Linked DNA regions of Mus musculus: region 2 is linked to region 1. The links are chromatin contacts, found by Hi-C or POLR2A ChIA-PET in ENCODE. All regions are on one chromosome and are shown on one strand. The core of a region is the stretch at or near the end of the contact, and the rest is flanking DNA. Distances in the headings are between cores, read along the strand shown. Region 1 holds the start of Gm15499 (a long non-coding RNA gene). Region 2 overlaps Gm38475 (a long non-coding RNA gene).

Evidence for each region. A loop is a pair of places that touch in the nucleus more often than their neighbours do. ChIA-PET counts read pairs that join two places held with the same protein, here RNA polymerase II (POLR2A).
Region 2: a loop to region 1 is called in a map of gastrocnemius, with 2.2 times the contacts of the local background. The contact joins two enhancer-like sites. A Hi-C loop is called at or near these places in 1 of 37 maps with a recorded cell type or tissue (gastrocnemius). POLR2A ChIA-PET finds 5 or more read pairs at or near these places in 3 of 5 experiments (Patski and embryonic stem cell).

What each region holds. Positions count from the first base shown.
Region 1 is chr6:145,442,730-145,449,958 of GRCm38, reverse strand. Gm15499 (a long non-coding RNA gene) reads right to left here and starts at 7,089. Exons shown (of 3, transcript XR_378154.3): 1 at 6,781-7,089. It also overlaps a transcript of Lmntd1 not described here. Within about 2 kb of position 3,563, at least 1 of the 3 ENCODE cell types and tissues checked has a DNase peak (open chromatin) inside an H3K27ac peak, as active enhancers do.
Region 2 is chr6:145,479,492-145,486,720 of GRCm38, reverse strand. All of the region lies in intron 2 of Gm38475 (a long non-coding RNA gene), which reads left to right. Among named protein-coding and RNA genes, the nearest start is that of Gm15499, 40 kb to the right of the region's middle. Within about 2 kb of position 4,605, at least 1 of the 3 ENCODE cell types and tissues checked has a DNase peak (open chromatin) inside an H3K27ac peak, as active enhancers do.

The sequences.
Region 1 (7,229 bases), core at 2,314-4,813:
CGGAACTGTGTGTGAATTATTCCTATCATAAGGATGTAAAGTCTCTTCAGTTCTTCCTGGGAAGTTCTGTGTGGTGTGTGTGTGTGTGTGTGTGTGTGTGTGTGTGTGTGTAGGTGTGTGTGCAGGTGTGTGCAGGTGTATGTGGGTGGAGGCAAGAGGACAACTGTACAACCTCAGCTGTCATTCCTCAGTCACCATCCACCTCGTGCATGCCGAGTTTTTGTTTTATCTTTTGAGACAGGATATGTTACTAGCATATCTTCTTAGCCATCAAATTACATTTACATTTTTTATAAATGCAAAATGAAATATATAAATAATTGAAGATGTATCTGTGGCCTTAAAATAGAATGAATAATTTTTATTATAGCTACTGTTCGGCCCAGGAGATACAACCAAACATTAGCAATGTATTGATGTCTCCATGTGTCAGTCCTGTTGCCCGCAGAGCAGCAGCTGCAACCATCCTCTGGGACTTTGTAGCCATCAGATCCCTGGATTCTTTGCACTTTCCCACTGTAGACGAACCTTGGTGTGTGTGTGTGTGTGTGTGTGTGTGTGTGTGCGTGCGCTGATGTACACGTTTCACTTTTAACTCTCCGTGAGGCATCCTCCTTCTTGGTATCCCTGGGTTATTTTCCTTGGCTTGTAGGTAACATTCGTCCATCCAGGAGTCTGCAACCGCAGTTGGCTGATTTCTGACTAGAGTACACACTGGAGGCTTTATCCTTTAGTCTGTGATCAGCTCTTAGGTCATGTCCAGAGCACAAGGATAACGATGTTACCGTAAACTTCACTGTGTGTGAACCCTGGACTTGTGTCTAGGTTGTAGATCGTCCATCCATGTTTGTAGCTCAGCTTCTTTATCTAACTCGATGCCCAGATGCACACTCCTGCCCCTGCACAGCTGAATACTGACAAACTCTTTGAGCACATGAGCTGGGCTTTAAATAGCAAATCACTGTGCTTTTAACTTGCATTTTAATAGTGATATTGAATCTATTTTTAAACATCTAATGATCATTTACTTCTGATTTTTTTTGTCCATTTATTAGAACACTTGACATTTGCCTACTAATATTCATGTTCATCGTTTTTAAACTGGGAAGTAACTGTGTAAACAGGAGTGTGCACTATACATGTATAGTATTACATGTAGAACAGATGTATAATTACATGTATAACATGCACATAGAATTACATGTACAACATACATGTATAATTACATGTCCAAGTGAAGGAAACAGCAAGGCAAACATAGACAGTATATGCACAGGAATATGTAGGTCACACATGTATTGTTAGCTGAGCAAAGGACAGAGCAGGCTAAGTGTACCATAAGTCAAGGAGCACACGTGCTTAAGGCCCTCAAAGCCCATCTCTAGCTCACCCCTCCTTTGCTCCAGGGAGAGCCCTGACTATGTTGAAAGCTATTTCCTTGTTTTCCATGGTAACTTACTGCCTGTGCAAATGCTTTAACCCGCAGAGAGAGATGAGTGTAGACTGCAAACATGCTTTTGGCTAGGATTATATTTGTGAGACATAGCATGATCTCTAACTGTCCAAAGGGTCCAGGACTTGGGAGGGTCTGTCTTACTATGTTCCTACAACTTCGTGTATACCCAAAATTAACACTGGATTATCTTAGTTAAGGTGTAAATAAACCTACAGCAAAAATAGTCATCTTAATTCACTTGTATCTCCCATTTTACCCAATTTACAAACCTCTATATTAATCCTAGATGGGGGAGGGAGTCTGAGTACATTGCCAGCTGCTGATCTTGCAACAGCCTGAGCTTTGTTTCTGAACATTTTATGTTTGATTTAATCAGTAATTAGATTTAATACGCCCACACTTCCCATCTAATATATCTAATGGTGGCCAACTCTTTTATATGAGTTTTCTCCTCAGTATTTGGACCCAAATATGTCCAAATACTGAGTATTTGGACCTTAGAAGAACTGTTGGTCTTCCAGGCTAAGGAAAACCTAATAGGGAATAATTAAGTTAAAAACCACCAGCATACTTCGCAGGACCACAGTGCTTGTTAAAAACAAGTAATTAGATCCCAGGGGTGTTGCCAAGTCTCTAGATGTAAGCTGATTTTTAGAAAATATTTATCTATTCATTTATTCTATGTGTACTGTAAGTGTCTTGAGAGTTACAGTGTACACCGTGTGTATCCAAAAGCTCACGAGGGGAGTTGGGTCCCCAGGAACTGAAACCAGGTCCTCAAAAAGCAGCGAGCATTTTAACCCACTGAGTCATCTCTCCAACCCCGTGGCAAATTAATTTTACTGAGTAAACTCTTTACTGATATCTACCTTGTCTTCTTGTTCTCTGGTTCTTTCCCTGAAAACAGTCCACGTTCTGTTTAAATTAGCTGAACTCACCAGCTCCTGAAAGCCTCCCAGATGTGGACATAGAGTACAGGGGCAGTTGTTAAAGCAAGAACAGGGTCACACAGAGAGGTTAGAGGTCAGGGGTGGGGATATGGGGAGGTATCCAAGGAGAGGGTGCGTGCTTTTAAGGGACAAAGAGAAAAGTTGCTGCCAAGAGACGCAGAGTGGGAGAAAGTACAGTTCCACGAACTCCGTGTGGTTCTCGAGATTCAGTGATACCAGAGCTAAGCAAGAAGAGTGAAGCTGTTGTGACCGTTGGAAGTCAGGCTGCGGCATGATGCTTATTGCTTGACAAGGGCCTTGCACTGTTTTCTGTGAGCAGTGTGGAGCTGTTTCTCAATGGGAACATCACCTAGTCTGGGTTTTAGAAATATAGCCTTCAAGACGGTGTGGCGTTTATGTTGTCAGATGTATGTTTTTAAGGTTCCATTCTTTACTTACGAGTTTGAGAAGATGGTCTGTGTGTGCCAGTGACACGTGCTGAGAAGGCTGTAGGAGGGCTCTGGGAACCGAACCCAGGTCCTCTCTCCAGAGCAGTGAGGGTTCTTAACCTCTGAGCCAGCTCTCCAGCCCCAAGGTGGATTTTATGTATTAGAATCTACTTGAAGAACAGTAATCCAGAATAACAGTGCTTTAATGTGAATCCTCTCAGTTCATCAGAGTCCCTGCGACTCCGCGATGTCATTAGCTCAGCCTCTTCCTAGGTCACCTCTCATGTGTTGTCCCAAATCAATGTCTAGGGTGGCAAATCCACACTGGGCATCCAGACTAAGGAGAGAGAAGTCAAGGGAGGTGAGGTGCACTCACTGAGTGTCTTTTTTTTAAAAGATCTCCAGAAATGGTCACGTGACCCCGTGGTGCCGCTCTGTAGGTGCGCATGAACCCCTGTGCATGTCCACCACAGATCAAATAAATAAGTAAGCAAATGAACCAAAAACTTTAAAACCTCTACTCTGAAACCATTAATTCTCTGGAGTTTCCTCCAAACAAATACTTAGATTTTAGGGACAACAGAAAGTGTGATTCTAATACCCAGGTGGCCATAGCTAAGCTCCTCTGGGATCCGGTCTCTCCGTGTGCAAACCCAGAGTGCTGAGCTCAGTCAGCAGGTCCCTGGCTCGCACCAGTCATCAGCACAGAAGCAGTCGCTCCCAGGCTGGTACGCCTTGCCAATGGAAAAAAAAAAGATAATTGAGGCAAGATCTTCAAGTTTAAGTAAACACAGTTGGTCTAATAGCTTCCCAAGTCCTTCCCTTGTCTGCTGGAACCTCGGTCAGTGTGGTCTGGTGGTATTAAACTCTGGCGAATTTACAGAGTGCTTTATTACAGTAGAGTGAGCTTTGCCAATTACATTTCAAAATTATGTTAAAAGGTTTAATTTGGTGGGAGGAAGGAATGGCTCATTTCCTGCATCAAAATGCAGCTGGAGGTCTCAGGCTAAGGCTGGAGAGCTTTGCAAGTCAGAGCAGGCAGGACCCATGGGTGCTGCCAGGCTGTAGAAACTTCCAAGGAGTCTAGAATCGCAGACAGTCTGCTGAGGGTTAGTCTTTGGGAAGACTGATTCCAAGATCTGGAATGCCTTGCACAGACACAACAGTGGGCCCAGGGGCAGGACTGGTCAGGGCCAGTGTGTGATTTGAGCCAAGCTGTCCTCATCTCCTGTGGTCTCTGCCAATAGCAGTGGTCATCAAGGTTAGAGTCTTTAAAACTAGGCAGCATGATGGAGAGCCAGCAGTGCCTTTGGCAGACACTATCCATTTCCCTTGGAAAGTATGCTGGCCAGGATTTCTTTTGGTTTAAATAAAAAATAAAAGTGGGAATCTGATACGGGCGTATTATTTTAGAGTTGATAGCTAGCACAAAATGTTCATTTATCAGCCAAAGAAAATACTCCTTGTTGAGTAAGTATTAGATCTCAGGCTATGGTAGAAACACACATTTCCCAGGTGTCCACAGAGAACATAAATAAGGAGGGTCAGGCTAACTTTGAAGCCGTAGTTATGCTCCTCAAACCCCTCAGAGATTGCCAGCCCTGCTGGGTGTTTTCACACGCCACAGTCTTGGCAGAGGATACACCACATTTCAAAGTACAAATGTCTGTGCTCTTTGCCAAAGCATTACATTTAGGCCCATTTGCAGGGTGTGGGACCTGGAGTTTGCAATTGTAGCTGCTATCAAATATGGAATACCAGATTAGGTTTACAGAATACTCCCAAGTACATGACATCTATAAAATAGAAGTCACTTCTCAAAAGTCAAAATGCCACAGCCTTGCTCATGAACAATCCAAGGTTGGTGTGTGGACGAGCACGCTATTGTTCAGAGAACAGTTTGAGTTTGCACAGAGCTAAACATGACGTTGAGGCAAGGTGTTGAGTAGACAGGCAACTTTTCACACAATTGATTGGTGATTGCTTTATTTATGGATTGAGGAAAATCATGAACATGTTGGGTGCTGTCTCTGTTTGTACACATGTGTGCCCGTGTGCATGCCTCTGCATATATGTGAGCATATGTGCTTGTGTGTGTGCATGCATGTGTGTGCCCATGTGTGCATGCATGTGTATGTATGTGTGCTTGTGTGTGTGACTGTGCATGTGTGTATGTGCATGCATGTATATGTGTCTGAATGTGTGTATGTGTGCTTGTGTGTATGTGTGAGTATGCATGTGCATGTGTGTATGCATTGTATACATTGTGTGCATGTGTGTGCATGTGTTTGCATATGAGTATGTATGTGCAAGTGTGTGCATGTATGTGTGCATGCATGTATATGTGCATGCATATAGTGTGTGTATGTGTTTGTGTGCATGTGTGTATGCATGCATGTGTGTGCATGTGTGAGTATGTGCATGCATGTGTGTACATGTGTATGTGTGCGTGCACTCCCATATGTGTGCATGTAATTGAAGTTCTTTTCCCTCAGTTGCTCAGAAGTCAATCCCTAGGATCATTTTGTCTTGTCTCTTTCTCTCCCACTTCACTTAAGTCTACCAACATTCTGCAGGCCTCCTTTCCGACTCTAGCCAGAGCCCAGCCACATCTGGTCACCTCCTTGGCTGCCAGCCTGTGGTGCCAGCATCTCTTCCTGTACAATGGCAAATGTCTCCCTGATTCTTGCTCTTTGAGATTATTTTCAGTACAAAGACAGAGAGTCCTCTTTAAACAGAAGACAGAGCCTGCCACTCCTCAGACACACCCCGATAATCTTGTCCTCGTTCCGAGAGGAGGTTGATTCCTCCTGGACAGATACGGCCTGGAATGCTCCCCTCCTCGTCTCCTGTCAGCAGTCAGTGCACTCTCCCCACCCCCACGGCCCAGCATGGTGGCCCCATGACCCACCACGGGTCACCACACCCACCTTGGACCTCCATGGACTGTTCTATCTTCCAGCACATGTCAGAGTGCCAGCCCAGGTACAAGTTAGTAAGAACCCAACACTGCCACTGAATCAATAGGAATGAGAAAGATGCTGAGCTCATTGTATGGTCAACATGAGACAGGACTCAACAATGCTGAAGCTAGAAAATTAAGAAAAAGATAAAAATCTGTGTCCTTATAAGAACTAAAGATTTTAAAAGGAACTATTTGAGCTGGGCAGTGGTGGTGCATACCTTTGATCCCAGCACTTGGGAGGCAGAGGCAAGTGGATCTCTGTGAGTTCGAGGCTAACCTGGTCTACAGTGCAAGTTCCAGGACAGCCAGGGCTGCACAGAGAAACCCTGTATCAAAAAAAAGGGGGGGGGCATTATTTCCTTATACCATTTAATAATTATATAGCAGAATTACTTTATATCACTGTACACTTAGCATTTTGAGGCTGGAGAGATTGCTTAGCTGTTAAGAGTGATCACTGGTCTTACAGAAGTCCTAAGTTTGAGTCCCAGGATATACCGCAGGTGGCTCACAACTGCCAGTAACTCCAGCTTAAGGGGTCTGTGGCACTTGTTGCCTCTGGACTCCCCAGGCACATACACTCAGTGTGCACATATCCATGTATACCACACATGGAGACACACACATGTACACACATACAACACACACACAAGAACACACACTTAATAAAATGGATCTTTTTAAAGTCAGCATTTCAAACCGAGTCTCACTTTAAAATTCTATGGTTACAGGTCCTCTGAATGTGATTAAGTACATTAAATACAGTTGTTGTCCATACAAATGTACTTGCAGCATACAGACATGGGGGATTATTTCAATATCACATTTGGGTTGCTGTGTTTTTGATGTCAGAAAGATCCATCCCTGAGGCGTATTGGGGAGAAAGCGCTGAGGCAGAGTGAGGACCCGCCTCAGTGAGCTGAGTTCAGGTGCTTCGCTCTGGTTCACACCTATTTCCTAGTAGTCAGTAAGAATACTCACCGTTACGGAGCCCACGTGTCTCCTAGCTTCTTTATTGAGTTCTGTGAAAGACAGTCATCTTCAGTTGATTTCCCTTGCATGGAGTCTGTTCATGATCAAGTGTGAAAACGACAGCTGAGCGAATCGACGAACTATAAAATAGACTCTGAAGCCAGCCGTGCACGTAGTGTTGACCCGGCCTGTTGACTCTCGCCAGCAGGGGGAACACGGAGCTGCAGGGAACACGAAGCAGACACCACTGACTTGGAGGAAGAGGGGAAGAAACACAAGGTCTCACCTGGAATCTTCAGACCACAGGCATCCTAGTTACCATAGAGCCTCCCTGTTCCTTCATAAGGGAGCACTTCATCCTTGCTGTCTGACATCTGTCATTTTACAGGGCAACAGATAAGACAGAGACAACAGAAGATGTCGTGTGGGGATAAAATAAATCAGTGGATAAGGTACAA
Region 2 (7,229 bases), core at 3,356-5,855, 36 kb before region 1:
TGCCAAGTACTTCCACAATGGTTTGTGGTCTCACTGCTGGCCCAGAAACATGGAGCAAAGCAACCATGGACCAGAAGCCCTGACAGTGCAGCCAGGGTAGATCCTCCAAACGCTTCTTTCTAGTGTTTGCCACAGCAGCGCACAGCTGGCACAACCAACTAGGTATTTGAAAGAGTGATGCAGCCTTTTCTTTCATACAGAAAGTACAGATTTAAAAAGATAAAGAAGCCATTCTCCCTGTAGATTAATAAAAGCACTGGCTCTTCACCTAAGAAGTCAGGCTTGTTTCTGTTACTATGGCAACAGCTCCTGGGCCCCAACGCTGGGGTTTCTCTGTCCTGGCTGATCACCGAATGCAAGGAAACAGGATGTGCTGTTGCTGCCTGGGTTTAATTATTTTTTTTTCAGTTTATAATTTTAAGCTCTTGGGTAGATGCACATCTAGTTAGGGAATCTATGAAAGGGACTAAGTGTGCAACCTGTGACCCGCTGACCTCAGAGCATACGCTGGACCTGTATCTCTTCCCTTGGCTCCTTGCCCTCTATCTTCCATCTGTTTCCTGAAGTGGAAAACACTGGGCTGTTGATAACACGTGGGTGATACGCATTCAGCCGTCAACAAATGTTTACCATGTGCTTGTTGGACACTGAGCATCCGACATATACTCTCTCAGGCCCGTTGTGGACTGCGTTCCTACGGATGGTAAGCTAAAACAAAAACAAAACACAAACAAACAAAAAACCCCCAAACAAACAAAAGCCAAACTAACATGTGGTACTGGTGGTGATAGGTGCTATGCAAAGGGAAGCAGGGTGAGATAGTTACAGAGAATTCTGTGGAAAAATGAAAAATATTTAAAATTTAAAGCATTGAAGATGCTGTCTTTTCATTCATGTGAATTTTTGGCTTCTTTGTCAAAACTCAGGGACGTATATCTGGCTCTCAGTTTTACTCCACTGATCAGTGTACCTATTTTGATATCGATCCTCTGTTCTTTTATGCCGATGTTTCTGTTGTTTAACTTGAAATCTGGGATGGTGATGCATTCAGCAAGGCTCCTAGTCTTCAGGATTATTTTGGATATCCTAAGTCTTTTGTGTTTCCATATTGGATTTGGAGATTAGTTTTTCGATCTCTATGAAGAACACATCTGAGTTTTGATAGGGACTGCATCGACTCTGTAGATTGCTTTTGGTGTTCATCTTGCCAATCCATGAGCATGGTAGGTCTCTAACTTCTGTCTCCGGGTCCTAAAGGTTTCATTGTACGTGCCCTTTGCTTCGCCGTTCAGGTTGATTCCAAGATTTATTTCTGTGTCGGTTTGTCATTGGAATGTAGGGAGGCTGCTGACTTATGTGTGAGTTTTGTCTCCCGCTGCTCTGTCTGTCAGCCGTGGGGGTTGTCTGGAGTCTTGCAGGTTTTTAAGAGATGGAATCGTATCATCTGCAGACATGGATGCGGTTACTTCTTCCTGTCTACGTTCATCCTCTCTCTCCTCCCACCTTTTTGTTCAAGCCAAGACTGGAAGCACAATATTGAACAGGAGAGCAAAGAGTGGACATTGCTTTTGTCCTTGACATTAGTGGGAAATGCTTGGTGACATTAGTGGAAAATGCTCGGCACCTGGTCACACTTTACATGATGTTGACCATGGGTTTGTTGTATTGCCTTAACTATGTCGAAATAATGTTCCCCATGTCACCACGTTCCTCAGGACTTGTAACTAAGAGATGTTGTATTTCACCAAAGGGTTTTGTTTTTGTTTTTGTTTTGTTTTTAACATCTAATCAGATGATCAAATGATTTCTGTCCTTGAGTCTATTTTTATGGTAGACTGCATTTACCAATTTACATACATTGAACCATCCCTGTATCTCTGGGAAAAGCCAACTTGATTGTGTTGGGTGGGTGACATTTTGGATATATTCTTGAATTTCGTTTGCAAATACATTGAGAAATTTTGCATCTGTCTCCACCAGGAAGATCAGTCTATAGTCTTCTATTTTGGTTGGGCCTTTACCTGGTTTTGGTGTCAGGGTAATGATGGCTTTATAAAAAGTTAACCATCTGTGAATCCTACATGCTACAATAATGACTGCCCTGGTAAGATACACCCATTTGGTGGAGTAGTGATGTAAATATTATGGGGGTAACCAGCTACTTTCCTATTGGTTAAATGGATCATAAGCCCAAGGGGAGAACTTTATGCTCTCATTCTGCTAAACGAACAAAGCATTAAACTGACCTCCTAGTCCTCATGTTTATATCAGTAGATTAGTGTTCTGTTCAACCTTATCAAAGAACCTTCCTCTACAGTTAGATGTGAATCAATCCAGAGAGTCACATCTGGTCAGTGTACAGAGATTAATTAATAGGCTGTGGAGTACTAATCTCAAAATGAGACATCTCTATCACCCTCCTCCACCACCACCCTCGCACTCCCCCCACCTCCCAGGGCTCAGGGCTCATGGCACCAGAGGGGCCAAAAGAATTCTATCAGGAGTAGTGGAGAGCCACAGTGAAACCTCATTTGCTGAACACCACAGGGCTTTTTGACACATGAGCTAATAGATTGCATGCATAAGCCCTACATAAGAACACAGCAGCCAAAACACCAGCATGGATGGGGAAGTTCCACTTTCAGCCAGGGAGCTATTGGCAATTGAAGCCTGCTAGAAGAGAGAGAATAGGCTTCCTTCAGGGAAGTGGTCCCTGGAGCACCATCCAGCACATGGTCCCATATGGCTGTGCGTGTACAGGGGCGCTAGTATAGTTGGTGAGTTTTAAAACAGAGCCCCTGAAGCTGGAAGAGAAAAGTTGGGAGGGCATGGGAGGGGGATTCGATCAAAACAATTATATACAGGTATAAAAATATCCAGCTATTAAAAAAAAAAAAACTTCAAGAAAATCCTAAGTGTTCAACTTATAACAGGCTCAGCTCAGCTCTGCTCCACTCCTCCTGTGCCCTCCCCTTCCCATCCCTCCCCCCTCCCCTCTGCTTTCCTCCCCTCCTCTCCTACTCTATCCCCTCCTCTCCTCTTTTTCAGTAAGGGTCTGTTTAACCCAGGCTGGCCAGAAAACTTACTATATTACTATAGAATGACTTGATTCCTGAGCCCTTTGCCTTCGTCTCCTGAATTCTGGGATTACAGATTTGTGCCATTAGCCCCGGTTTATTTGGTGCTGGGCACTGAACCAGGGCTATGTCTTGCTAGACAAGCACTTCACCAACCAAGCTAAATCTCCAGAGCTCAGTCATTTAAAAAAATGGGGGGGAGGGGGGGCTTCCAGATGGCTCGTTACCAAGTGACAGACGTGGCCCAGAGCTGGACGTACTGCAGACCTGCAATGATGCCAATCAGATCTTGAGTGGATTTTATACCTCTCTTACATTCTCTGAAATTTCTCAGGAACACTTACTGCTCTAAAAATGATAGACAGGAAAACATACTTTGAGTGTTGTAGCAGAGAGTTTTTAGCTTACAACAGCTTTGGCTCCCAGCAGGGTTGTGTGCTTCCACCCACCCGCCCAGGAAGTCTTTGGATCTACGAGTGAAAGACACACACATTAGCTTATTTTTGAAATGCCCTGGCTAGCTGCCCGACTATCATAGATTTCCCTCCGGTACGCCTGACACAACACTCTCTAGCCCCATGATCTGCCCTTGCTGCCCTGTTCCTTCTGGGCAACCCTTTCGGGGGCCGCATTCCTTCTCACCCACATCTCAAATGATTTTCCTTCTGCAGCTCTAAATCTGACCCGCCTCCCTCAGTCTGACCCGCCTCCCTCCGAATCATGGTCATCCTCCTCTCCTCCCTGTCCCAGCCCACGCAAACCTAAGGCTCCCACCCCATCTCCTGTTGTCCAACCATTGGCCGCTGGCCTCTTTATTGATCAATCAAAAACCAATTGGGGACAAGGACCTTGAGCTTTGGATACACAGATTCCCTATTAAATCAGAGCATTAGAACCAGTCCCCAGCAGAGTGTCGTTTCCTCGCGGATAAGATGGCGCTGTGATGGGATCTGCATGACTCGGGGTGCTCATGGGTCAGGCTCAGTCCTCTGCATGGAGGCCTTACTGCTAAGGCCTGGAGAGAAGACTCCTGAGCACCACAGCTTGCTCCTGAAGGGATCATAGGATCCAGGTCCCTCTTCTTTTTACACCAACTCTAACGTGTGTCCCTCACCCCAGCTACACTGTTGTAGTCATGAGCCCAAAGCTATGGGTCCCCACCAGACCGTGGACCAAACCCTCAAAACTTGGGGTGAAATAAGTGTTTCCTCTTTATATTCTCATTGCCTCGTGTTTAAAACAGCAATAGCATGTTGACTAAGAGGAGAAGTTTTCCTCTCTGGCTTAGTCTCCCAGACCAAGTTCCTTTGTGAAGCTCTGACCTCAGTGTAATGCTGGAAGGACATACAGATGGACCTGGTACGAATCCACTTAGGCATGTCAGATGGCAGAGCCTTCCAACAGCTGAGAGAAGGCTGGAGGGCTGCGATTTGTCTGCAGCAAAGGAATGTAGGGAAGAGAGGCCCTGCTACCGGATTGGGGAAACCGGGCAAGGGCCTCACGGGCCTGCCCTTCCCTGCCAAGACAATCCTGGCCATGGATGACTGAGCTGCACACGCTCGCTCGGGACCACCCACCGTGGCAGTTCTGCTCCGTCCAGACTGTGCTCACTCGTTATGGACTTGTAAAGAGCTTGGCACGCCGTGTCCATTTCACTGGACGGAAAGTTGCTGTTGATATTGTGTTTTTGTATAGCCTGAAGCGGCTGCAAAGGCTACAGTGGAGCATGTGTGCTGCTGCTGCCTCTGCCACCGCTGCTGCCGTCTCCTCTGCCTCCTCCTCTTCTGCTGCTGTTGCCTCTGTGTGTGTGTGTGTGTGTGTGTGTGTGTGTATGCGCGCGTGCACGCGCGTTGCAATTGTGATTGTAATTCAACAACTTGCTTTATTTGAAGTTTTTATTTCGCATATGATTCTAAGGTGCTTTATAATGCTGTAAGATGCCGGTTTTAAAAATTGCTTCAGTTAAATAAAGCACAGAACATTCAAATGCAGAGAAGTACAGATTCATAGTTTTAATTTCTAAGGGCTACAAGTTCCTTAGCTCTCCTGTAAAGTTGTGAATTTTACTAGGTTTTTTTTTTGGTTGTTGTTTGTTTCATTTACTTTTAAATATTTGTTGGTCTTATTTATTTATTTATTTTGAGACAGGGTTTCTCTGTATAACCATGGCTGTCCTGGAACTCACTCTGTAGACCAGGCTGGCCTCAAACTCAGAAATCCACCTGCTTCTGGCTCCCAAGTGCTGGGATTAAAGGCATGTGCCATCATTGCCCAGCTTTTAGGGTTTTTTGTTTATTTATTTTGTTTTGTTTTGTTTTGTTTTTATTTGTTGGTCTTAAGCTACTATGTTTAATCCTTATTGTTTTCCTAGCTGGAAATTTGTTGTCTTAAGGACCCCAAGACCTCATCAGTATGAACAGATGACAAAAATGAGGCTGCTACCTGTTCTGGTGTGACGGAAAACAGCAGTAAAACAAAATACACTGGACAAATCAGTTCAGACCCCTCCCCTCGACTGTGCTGATCCCTCCCCTTGACCTGTTCATTCCTCCCCTTGACCCAATGACCCCTCCCCTTGACCTACTGGTCCTTCCCCTTGACCTGTTCACTCTTCCCCTTGACCCCATGGCCCCTCCCTTTGACTGTACTGACCCCTCCCTTTGACTGTACTGACCCCTCCCCTTGACCTGCTGACTCCTCCTCCCCTCGATCGTGCTGACCTCCGCCCTGACCAGATTGCTCTCTGCTCAGGTCCTTCATGCCCTTCATTCTTCTCTTTGCACCCAAGTATTTGGCCTCTTCCAGTTCAGTGTCCTGGCCATCAGCCTGCCATTGTCTAGCCAGAGTCATGGAGGAAGGCACACCTGGTTAGCCTGTTTCTCCAGACAACACAGCATTTACCAGACACTTTGATGTCCTGATCTTCTCGCCTCTACCATCCAGGAGCTGGGACTGCAGGTCTGAATCACCTGCTTAGAAACTTCTCTCCCTTAGCATATGGATGCACTAAGTCCTTTGAAGAACAGAAAGGGTCCTGGGGTTCTCACTGCAGTGCAGGGAAGTGTACCCACACCTTTCATGGTTACCCTGGTCTAACACTGTCCTGCCTCCTTCTTTTGGCTTCTTTTGTTTCTTTTTTTTTTAAATTTCCAGCCCAGCATAGAAGAAGGCTCTTTGTGTCCTATGTTTAGTTTACTTGGATTCCCCAGCTCAGGCCAGGGCTAGGTTATTTCTCTGAGATGCTGTTTATTCTGCAGATAAGTATGGCCCTGAGTTCCTGTCCTGAAGCATTGTCTGTCTCCAGCACTTTACTCTGGATGTGATTTTGTTCAGGTCTTCGTGACACGATGCCTCCTGTCTTGATTGTTTCCTTCTGTTCTTACCTGTGGTTCTATTTGGTTAGATGTCAGCGATAAAGTGTTGGCCTCGCGTGAGAAAACCTGCACTTACAGCAGGATGCTGAAGGGGAAAAGGTCGGCTACTGGACTATAAACCTTCCTATGCTATAATACCAACAACTTCTCCCCATCCAAAGAAGGACTGAAATGCCACCTCCCCCAGGAGCTCTCTGGTGATAGGAAGGGACACTTTCTCATGAGGATTCCAGCAGAAGTGGGAAGGACCCAGAGAGGCTGCCACACAGGCCAGCCTGGCTTTAATGTCAAACCCAGAGGCAGCAGAGTCTAGGCATGACGCAGGAAAGAGGTTAGAGTTTGGGGAGCATGCATTCGATTTGGTAAAGCCCTAATCATGTCTAGCCTCCTCTCTCTCAGTTTTAGGATTTCAAAAGTGGTTAATTAAAACAAAAACAACAACAACAACAAAACAAAGCAAAACAAAACACAACGGTGTTCCCCGGGATCTTCTTGCATTTGGGGGAGGACGGCTATAATGGGCAGAGAAAGGGCCTGGAGATCAAGGGCTACTCACTGAACCTATGTGCCAGGCGGTCAGGATGAGCTTCCTGGGCATCAAGAGCTGCCTCCCATGGGGTGCCTAGACTTCCAGGGCTCTACCAGGCCATTTTGAAACATGCCCTGTCTTGGCCTGCATGGTTGCCAGACACTGGGCATCTCTTAGTGTGTCTGAAGGTAACGAGACGGAGTTGCTGGAAAGAACGAGCAGGGGAGGTCTGTTTTGGATGCCCTAGGC